2 separate regions of the Mus musculus genome follow, and region 2 is linked to region 1. Evidence: chromatin loops called from intact Hi-C (ENCODE). Cell type or tissue: gastrocnemius. All regions are shown on one strand. Each heading gives the region's core, and the rest is flanking DNA. Links, peaks and the distances in the headings are about the cores only.

Region 1 (5,372 bases), core at 708-4,707:
CTCGATAAAGTCCCTCCAGGTTATATTCTAGGTGGGGAGATTGATAACAGCCAAAACAAGAACAAAACCCAGCGAGGTAATGCGTGCTATAATTTTTTTAAATTAAAAGATAATACTAGAATAATATCAAAGGGAAGCTTTGAAAATAGATACTTCTTAAATTTTTGTTTCAAGGAATTGGCAGAGAGAGAGAGGAAGGAGGTGGAGGAGGAGGAGGAGGAGGAGGAGGAGGAAGAAGAAGAAGAAGAAGAAGAAGAAGAAGAAGAAATGATTCTGTCTCCCTAAAGTAATACATGGGGTTCCCTTTCCTAAGCCAGTTAAAGGTCATGAAAGACAGACTGGAGGTCTTCTAAATGAACGGGGGGTAGGGGGGTGTCTAACTGAACCTGAGATCCCAAACCAGGCAAAAGAATTGCCCCCCCCTCGCCCCCTTTTATTATAAAAGACTGAGGTGAGATGCTTGGCAAGTTTTGTATAGGGTTTGTAACTTAAACAACAGCATTGTAATCATGTAATTTCCTGATTTTTTTTTTCAGTATTGGAGATAAGCTCCAGGCCTCTTACATATAGGTAGGTAAGCACCCTCCACTGAGCCATCCTCCCATCTTCCCTTCTGAGACCCTATAGTATTATCAACGCAGAGAATGGCATTCTAAAACACAAAGAATAATCTATAGCATTGAATGTCCTTATATATTCAGCTCCTACTTATTGAAGCTTCTGCCTGTGGGCTGCACTGGGGATCAAACACAGGGTATGGACCACGCTAAATGATTACTTTACTACTGAGCTCCACTCAAGCTCCTATATGGTGAAACTATAACTTTTTCATATAAAATTGAGTCTTAAGCTGGATAGGGGGAAACACCTATAGTCCCAGCATTTGGGAGGTGGGGGAAAGAGGTTTAGAAATTCAAGGTCATGCTAGGTTATATAGTCAGCTCAATAAAAGGAAAAAACTAAAATGTCTCTACAAAAAAAAATGTAGAAATGGCTTAGTGATTAATCCTTGCACCAGGTGTTAATCCTAGCACTCAGGAGGCAGAGGCAGACAGATCTCTGTGAGTTCAAGGCCAGCCTGGTCTACAAAGCAGGACAGCCAAGGCTACACAGAAACCCTCTGTTGAAAGAAAGAGCACAGAATACTCTTGTTAAATTCAGTTCCCAGCACTCGTATGGTGCTGCTTACAACTTCTTGTATCTCCAGATCCAGTGCCCTCTTCTGGAAACTACACACACACACACACACACACACACACTCAACACACACATGCACACACACTCACACATACACTCATACTCACACTTAACACACCACACACAATCACACTCAACACACACATACACACACACAAACACACACAAGGACTCACACTCAATGCACATACACAATATTTAAAATAAATCTCCAGGCATGGTGGTACACAGCTTCAGTCCTAGCACTCAGGAGGCAGAGGCAGACAGGTCTGTAGGGTACACAGTGAAATCCTGTCTCAAAAAAGTCTTTAAAAATAAGACTGTTAATTATTTTAATTAAGGTACCTCAAGATAGCCATTTTTGTTTGGTTGGGTTTTTTTTTTTTTGCTTTGTTTTGTTTTGTTTTGTTTTGTTTTTGAGACAGTGTCTCACTATGTACTGCCAGCTTTCCTAGAATTCACATTTGTAGATCAGGCTGGCCCCCGAACTCACAGAGACCCTCCTGCCTCTGTTTTCAGAGTGTTGGGGTCAAAAGTGTTCATCACCACTTATAACTACATTTATTTACTACTACTACTTCTTCTTCTTCTTCTTCTTCTTCTTCTTCTTCTTCTTCTTCTTCTCCTTCTTCTTCTTCTTCTTCTTCTTCTTCTTCTTCTTCTTCTTTGTTTTCTAATGAGAGGTGAGTTTTTTGTATTCTCCATCACAGAAGTTAGGATGCTATAAAATGTACCAACTCACTTAGGGCACAGACAAGATGAAAGCACGGAACAGTGTCTTCTCCCTGCCTGTGATTTTTGAAGCTGTGTTGGGTGAGGGTGTAGCTGGCAACTATCTCCAGGCAGAAGAAGCTGTATCATAAACTAAGGGTGAGGAAAGGCTAGGACATGCGGACATGCGTTGGAGGATTTCCAAAGATCCAAGAGCAGGAGTCAGCCCTGCGGGGAGATCTGTGGAAACAGCGTTCCAGACAAGGGAGGAGCCAGGGCTAGATAAGCTGTGTGTGTTTGCCAGACAGAAAGGAAGCCAGGGACTCTGAAGCTTAAGGAAGCAGGAGGAGAGATCAGACCGATGTTGGAGAAGTGGATGAGAGCTTAGCTTTCTCAGCTTCTACAGATATGACCAGAGGCATAGTCAGATTTGTGTTCTCTGCAACATGGAAAACATTTTAAGTAGAAGATGAATGAGGAAGATGTGAAAGAAACATGTGATAGATTGGGGCTTGAGTCAGGATGGAATCGAGCAGGTGGATTGGAGTAAGACAATTAAGAGATCAAGAAATACTGAATTTTTTTTTTTTTAAAGACAGGGTCTCACACTGTAGCTCTGTCTAGCCTGAAGTTCACTGTGTGCTGTAGAATGGCCTACTCTTGGTAGTTTTCCTGTCTCAGCCTCTCAAGTTCTGGGATCTCTGGAATGTGCCCTGACGCCTCTCTATGAGAGAAATTTAGAGGAAAAAGGTCTGGGCCTGGCTGTGGGATCCAGGTTCTAGCGTCTGGATGTTTGGGTTTTTCTGATTATAGTAGGCTTCCAGCCTAAGGGGCCTACTCGATGGTAGAAACTAGGTAGTCACACTTCATGTTATACGGTAATGAGACGAAGTGAGCTTTGTACAACTGTCCTCACTTTTTCCACGACCTTGGTTCTCAGAAGCCTGCCCTAGAAAAGCTGTTTCTGAGTTTCAGTGCCACCCTGTGGCCGTAGGTGGCACTACAGGAGCCCGGTGTTCTTCAATTGGCTTCTCCTAGAAAGAAGAGGGAGGGAGGGAGATAAGTCTAGGATTATAAAAACAGAAATCAAGAAAAGTCACCCCAAATATTATCTGAGAGTTCAAATTGCCTCTGTTAGGAGGGAACAAAAGAGTCTACATCACTGAATGTGGGGCACTGCCAGGGCCTGGGGAATTGTTTCCTCAGACAGTTACTTGTGGAGTTTGGGTACAGGCATTCCATTCAACGCATGCTGGCGGTGTGTTGGCGACACATGTCGGGCACCAGCTTCACCCTGGGTTTAGTGGGTTGATCCCCAGATCCGTTGCTAGGAATGGATTCACTTTGGCAGCCTGTCCTAGAGCAGCCTGGCATCACAGTGGAGGCCGCTGCAAGCGACAAGTGCAGAGACTGCTGTGCCACCACTAACGACCTGCCCTTCCCGCCGATCAGATAACAGTGCTTTCCCCTATATGTGGGAGCCTGCCTGCGGGGAGCATCCAGACCTCCTGGAACCCAGGGGTGGCATCTACCTGGTCAGAACCTTCCTGTGCCGTGCGTGCGTGCGTGTGTGTGCTTGTGTGCGTGTGTGTGTGTGTGTGTGCTTGTGTGTGTGTGTGTGTGTGTGTGTGTGTGTGTGATCTAGGTTGTCTTTATGCTTTCGCCTGCTTTGCTTGTCCTCTATTGCTCCAGTGGCAGTGACCCACAGCAGACGCTGCTGTACCTCCTCTTCTTCCTCCAGGCTCCGCGGTGTCGCGGAGCACCCACATGGTAGGCAGAGCTGGCAGTTCACGTGGGACTGCCCGCAGAGCTCAGGCCTGAGCTGCCAGCCCATCGCGGAGCTGCCTGCAAACTGGCACGTGGTCTGAGTCAAGTGCGTGCTTCCCGGCTGCCATCGTAACTCTTTCAATTTCATCTTTTAATGATATTAAACATGTACATGATTTCAAAAGCAAAGTTTACAAGACTGCGCTGCCTAGAGATCTCTGTGCCCCCCTTTTATTGCACATGAATCATTTTATTAGTTTTTAACTTACTCCTCCATCAAAAACAAGCAACCTGGCCTGAAGCTTGAAGTATAGCCAAGGCTAGCCCTGAAGTAATCTTGACCATAGTACTGGTATACCGCAACCACCACCACCACCACCATCACCACCACCACCACCGGAGTTTGGGGTTTTTTTAGGTTCTGGTTTTGTTTTTTTCCAGACATCGTCTCACTAAGTAACCCAGGTTGTCCTTGAATTTGAGATTATTCTCCCTCACCTTCCCCTAGTGCAGGCATTACAAACCTTGCCACCACACCCAGGTCTTTATTCTTCACTCACTATTATTGTGATGGAAAATAAAAGGTTGTTTTTGTGCTATTTTAAGACAGGGTCTTACAATATGGCCCTTGGCAGGGGCAGGCCTGGAAAAAATATATATACATACACATACATATACATATATATCTCGGGCTGGCCTCCAGCTCACAGAATCCCTGCATCTGTCTCCTGAGTGCTGGGATTAAGAGCATGGGCCAAGACAGGCAGATTTCTGAGTTCAAGGCCAGCCTGGTCTACAGAGTGAGTTCCAGGACAGTCAGGGCTACACAGAGAAACCCTGTCTTGAAACAACAACAACAACAAAACCAAAAAAAATAAAATAAAAAATAAAGAGCATGAACCAAGGGTTGTTTCTTCCTAAACAAAACCAATTTATCAGTAAAATCTAAGCGATCCTTTTTTATGGGACAAAGTGTTATCGTCCTATGGTTTCCATAGGGAAAAGAGCTGTGCTGCTTCCCAAGAAAATATTTTATTATCTCTAGATATTTTTTGAGACAAATCCTTAGCCTGTAAACTCCCCATTCTGCCTCCACTTCTCAAATACTTCTGGTGCAGGTAAGCTACTACACTCAGTGTTCTCCCTCCCTCCCTCCCTCCCTCCCTCCCTCTCTCCCTCCCTCCCTCCCTCTCTCCCTTCCCTGCTCCCTCCCCATTTGACAGAGGGTCCAGGCTAGTCTCAGACAACTAAAATGTAGCATTTCTAGCAGGGCCTAATGGCCCAGGCCTAGAATCCCAGCTCCAAGGGTAGAGTGCAAGAGAATGCAAATCCAAGGCCTGCTTGGACTGCAGAACAGATTCAACGCTAGCCAGGGCAATTTAACAAGAAACAGTGTCAGCACCTGAGAGCGTGAGGCAGCGGGATTGAGTCCTAGGCCAGTGGGCCACAGTGGGAGACCCCCCTCAAAACAACACAGGGAATATTGTGCCATTGTGGGCTAGATGGGAGAAAGGCACTGCTCGTGGAATGAAGGCTGTTGGGAATTGAGTCCTGAGTGGTATGTGAGGGTCAAACAGGCAAAAAAAAAAAAAAAAAAAAATCGAAAGACCTACAAGCAACACCATAGTTCACGCACACAGACATTTGGGGTTTAGACGTAGTGAGTTTAGACATTTGAAAATGATCCAGCAGGTGCT
Region 2 (4,686 bases), core at 1-4,000, 350 kb before region 1:
GCACTGTGGACAAAACACCACATGCACCCCCTCGTTCCTCAGGTATATCCCTCACAAAAGCCCTTGGCGTCATGGACCCGGGACCTGGCTGTGCGTGTGGAACAGTTTGAAACATGGGCCAGTCGAGCCCGCCCTCCGGTGCTCTTTTGGCTGTCTGGCTTCACTTTCCCCACTGGCTTCCTCACTGCGGTACTGCAGTCTGCCGCTCGCCAAAACAACGTGAGCATCCAGAGCCGGGGAGGCAGCCTAGGAACGTGCATTCATTCCTTCTCTTCCTTGGGGGCCTCCTTCATTGTCGCCTTCAATCCACAGATCTCAGTGGACAGCCTCTCTTGGGAATTTATAGTTTCCACTGTGGACGACAGCAACCTGGTGTATCCACCCAAGGTGGGAGGCGGATGGGCTCGGGATGAGGAGGGAAATGGAAGAAACAGTGGGAAGTGGGGTGAAGAGGAGGACAGAGGACTTAGGTCAAAGGTATTGTCAGCGTAGGGTCTTTCCCTCAACTCTGTCTCCATTTCTCTCCAGGATGGAGTTTGGGTTCGGGGCCTGTACCTGGAGGGTGCTGGCTGGGACCGAAAGAATTCTTGTTTAGTGGAGGCGGAGCCCATGCAGCTGGTCTGCCTCATGCCCACGATCCACTTCCGTCCAGCAGAGAGCCGAAAGAAAAGTGCCAAGGGTGGGAAACTGCCCCCTCCCTATCCCGTTTGGATACTAACCCATCCTCCCTGCTCCAGTTCCCAAATGCACTTGCTCTGATCTTCCAGGCTCCAGAATCTTACTTCTTTTCTTCTCCCCTAGGCATGTACTCCTGTCCCTGCTATTATTATCCCAACCGGGCAGGCAGCACAGATCGAGCCTCCTTTGTCATAGGCATCGATCTCCGATCTGGATCCATGACATCTGATCACTGGATTAAGAGGGGCACTGCTCTACTGATGAGCCTGGACAGCTGATGAGCTCTTCTCTCCTCCTTGAGAGGGTCGGAAGCCCTAGGACCTTGAACTAAAGCTGGATCTCAGGCTTTGACTTTAGCTGAATCTAGCATATAGTGACACTCTGACAGTACCTAGTGGCGCTAGCGGAAAAGGTGGAAGACTTGTATTGGCGCTCAGTGCAGTAAAAACCGTGCAAAACCAAGCCCCAAGTCTCTCAATGATGGTGTTTTAATGTGTGTTGGGGGTGGAGGAAACCTGGAGGAGGGAGGGAAGCTGGGACTTAAGGAAAGGAGCTGCTACAACCAGAACTGAGAAGAGAAAGGTGGCCTATAAGAGGAGGCGTGGTCTTGAACTACTTGCCCACCAGGCCTAAAAGAAGGTGTGACCAAGTCTCCTGGAAAGGATTTGAGCAGGCGGGGTGGGGCTTGCTTTGGAAGGGCGCGCGATGCAAATAGAATAAAAGACTTGTCAGGTAAGGGTCCGTGATGGGCTCTATACACTGCACAGTAACGAAGCCTTGCAATCCTTACTGGGGATTCTTATCTGAGACTACAGCTGAGGGGAGCGGACCGAAGGCAGGGCGGAGCCGGAGAGAGGGACTTCAGCGCGAGGGGCGGGACCACGAGTCGGGGGCGGGGTTGAGGAAGGGGGGTGGGGGCGGGTGTTTGTGTTGGAAAATCAAACTGCGCCACGGGGTGGAGCGGCCCCCCCAACTCCTGCCTGGGAGGGGGGGCCGCTCGACCCCCGAGAGGCCTTGAAGATCCTGAATACCTGGGACCCCCAGAACCAGGTAATGGGAAGCCGCAGGGACTTTTGGAAAGAGGGAGACCATCTCCTTGCAAGGGGGAGGGGCGGGACGTCAGACTCTCTGGAGAGGTCGGGCAAGGCATTTGAGTCTTGGGAAAAGCAATGTCAGAGTCGGGGCGCAGGACATCTAAGTTCCCCAAAAGGGAACAAGGCAAAGGTAGTGGAAAACCCGTGGTCTTGGCTCTAAAGGTCAAAAGGGCCTAAAAGTAATCCCAGTCCCGCTTGGGATGGTGAATTGACACTAGGGCGGGGCTCAGCGGTCCTGAGGAAGGAGACTATAGGACAGTTTGCAGATAGGGCTATGGCTAGGCGCTGGCTCACTGAGATCAGAAGCGATCAGGCAAAGTGAACTTCCAGTTACAGGGCCACTCAAAGGTTCCCTCCAGCTCTTTTCTCCGGGGAGATGTGTATGTATTCTCAACTTTCACCATCCCTCCAGGAGCGGTAGCTTTTCCATCTCACAGCACTCCACCGCACCGTCTGCTCTCGGCCTCGCCTGGTTCGTTCCTCTAGTTGCCGGTGCCCTCCTCCTCACTTTTCCGTCTTCAGTTCCCTAGCCTTCACTGGGCTCTGGCCCTTTCTCCATGCTGAACCTTTCCCACGTAGCCACGAGATGGCGAAGATGAGACGCCCACCAGAGCCGAGGGCCATGCGGGTTGGGGGGGGGGGGCTATCTATAGCTGTGACACGCACCTTTGAGAAAGGTGCGCTGAGGTTCACCTTTGATTCCCTGTCATCTGTCTGGCACCCGCCCCCGGCCCAGGAAATTGTAAGCATATGGGTAAAGTGCAGAAGCTAGGGACAGGGCGAGAGACTATGCTTTTTCCGGCCTAGAATAAACAGTGGTGAAGTGGCATTTGGGTTGAGTTGGTCACTAAACTGCAGATTCGTTTCTGGCTTGTGGCCTGTGACTGTGTCTTGGAGGCTGGAGTGTGGGGAAGGTCGAAGGCAGAACACCTAGTTCCTGGCGATGAGAACTCCGAGAGAAAAGAAGTAATTAATTGAGGTGCGATAGGAACGGACCCAGTGGTTGCTCAGAGTAAGGCTGGTCGAACCTCCGTCGCTTGCCAGGGTTGTTTTCTCAGTTGCCAGAGTAACAGGCTGGGGAACGTCCACCGCCAGATTCCCAAACTCACTCTCTCCAGTCCAATCGGCTTTAGCGGACGTCGACTACGTCAGGGTCCTAGTGACCAATGGGAAGCTGTCATAGAGAGCCTGAAAGAGGGAGAGGGAGGAGGTGGAAGGGGGGGTGGTGGCGGTGGCTACCCAGGATCCGCACGTGCACTCCCACACGCTCCACTCCCTGTACAACCCCTTCCACTGCACGAGCCCAGACAGTCTCTTGCGCCTGCGCGGCGAGTCGTGTGTGTGTCTCTCCCTCCCTCCCCCCCCTTTGCCTCAGGTCGTCAGTCTGTGTTTGCAAACTAGTCCAGGGTTGTGTTTCTCAACCCCTGCGGGCCCAGACGTCTGGGTGGGTTTGCGCTCTTTAGCCGGGTGTCGACTGTTAATGTCAGCCTCTCGAGGGAAGGCCCGCTACCTGTGTTCCCCACCGCCACCCCCAGCTGGCGCCCCAAGCTCCCAGGTGGGCTGGGCGGAGCTGTGGTTTCCGGCCCCCTAGGCTCAGCCGCGGCTTTCCCGAGCTCCGGCAAAGGGTGTTTCCACAAAAGAAAGGGAGTGGGTACAAGCACCCCTTCCCGAGGCTTAACCCACCCAGGCCTAGCTGCAGTTAGTGACAGGGCAGGACACTGTGAGAAGCCCCTTGTGGTCCCGGTGACTTTCTAGGCCAGAGGGTCATTACGCCTATTTTCTTTTTTTCTTGTAAATTCCTGCTTTTGATAGGCAAACCAGACCTTCCTCTTCCCTTCCTTAACATTTCCTCCTCGCACGCTCTGGCGTTCTTTACACCTCCCTTGGCTCCTTTCGGGCTGTCCCCGTCTCCACTCGTCCTTTTCTGCTTCTCCAGAGGGTTATATAACTCTTCCTCTCCGCGTGTCCTGATTTCAACTCCACAGACTCCGCCCTGGAACGGCGCGGGAGGGGCGGGAGAGTTGGGGACCCAGACAGATTCCGGCTGGCGGCCAGCTGGGGCACAAGGGATCCTGCAGATAGCAGACGGAGTCCCGCGGGACTTGGTTGGTGCCCCGTCCCTTAGTCTCCCGCCCCTAACCCGGGATCAAGCCCAGAAGAAAGAAGGCACAGTATTTCCGAGGGGCGTGTCGGGACAGTCAGAAATGTGGGTTGGGAGGTCAAGGCTGGAGGCTGAGAGGAGGAGGCAGGCGAATGACCGGATTCCCTAGGATTGGTTCTGCTGGGGTTAACAGAGATAAAAGCAGGACGCCTGGGTTCCCTCCTTCGTCTCCTTTTTGGGTTCCCAGAATTCCTAAAGCTATTTTCTCAGGAAATTTAGCCAGCTAGCAGCTTCTTCGCCCTGGTAGGAGTCAAAGGTCTGTGTTCGAGGTGGCCTGGGATGATGTCACCAGTGCACGTGCCCCGGGACGGTTGCCAGGCAATGCGATCTCCTCCCCTTTCCATTCCCTCCCACCTCTGCCCAGAGTCCCGTTCCAGTCCCGTGCCATCTCTTTCTCCTTTCCTTTCCCTTGGCATTAGCATCCTGCAGGTGGGAAACCCTGGCCTGGAGTTTCGTGAAGGGGGAGGGGCGCGGGTGTGGTGTGGCCTGAAAGACTTTGCCCCTTTGCTGGCTTGAGAGAATTCTGGGTCTTCCCCCCCCTTCTTTTTCCTAGATTGCCATGGAAAAACTTCCTCTCCAGTCCCCACTACCACTACCACCCCCCGTACTCCCTCCCGCGCGCCCTTGGAAGTGTCTCCTGAAGTCTTTTTAGTTTCCCACCTGCTGCATGGCCCAGTGTCAGGTTGCCCCTTTCCCAGCTTGAGCTGAAGTGGGTGTAGTTGCAAGACAGCTGCCCCTAAGAGAGGAGCTGTA

The links. Hi-C counts contacts between places; a loop is a spot of excess contacts. Peaks named below come from ENCODE experiments on the same cell type or tissue, not always from the same donor. Only the 100,000 strongest peaks of a DNase experiment are listed, where the experiment ranks them.
Region 2: it touches region 1 in a loop (3-fold over the local background); 1 of 42 quality-filtered maps calls a loop at or near these places.

Annotation. Positions count from the first base shown.
Region 1 is chr11:69,064,593-69,069,964 of GRCm38, reverse strand. No RefSeq gene overlaps it. Among named protein-coding and RNA genes, the nearest start is that of Tmem107, 3.5 kb to the left of the region's middle. In gastrocnemius, for the core only: a CTCF peak has its summit at 2,893 (motif pointing left); DNase peaks (open chromatin) are centred at 2,896, 3,218 and 3,707; H3K4me3 peaks cover 1,455 bases; H3K27ac peaks cover 2,385 bases.
Region 2 is chr11:69,417,263-69,421,948 of GRCm38, reverse strand. It overlaps Dnah2 (dynein, axonemal, heavy chain 2), which reads left to right. Exons shown (of 86, transcript NM_001081330.1): 83 at 43-219; 84 at 313-387; 85 at 529-679; 86 at 802-1,140. The coding sequence ends at 956. It overlaps Gm51903 (a long non-coding RNA gene), which reads right to left. Exons shown (of 2, transcript XR_003949708.1): 2 at 1,146-2,960. It also overlaps a transcript of Kdm6b not described here. Among named protein-coding and RNA genes, the nearest start is that of Kdm6b, 3.4 kb to the right of the region's middle. In gastrocnemius, for the core only: a CTCF peak has its summit at 2,351 (motif pointing right); DNase peaks (open chromatin) are centred at 1,727, 2,338, 2,984, 3,815 and 1 more place; H3K4me3 peaks cover 2,944 bases; H3K27ac peaks cover 2,941 bases.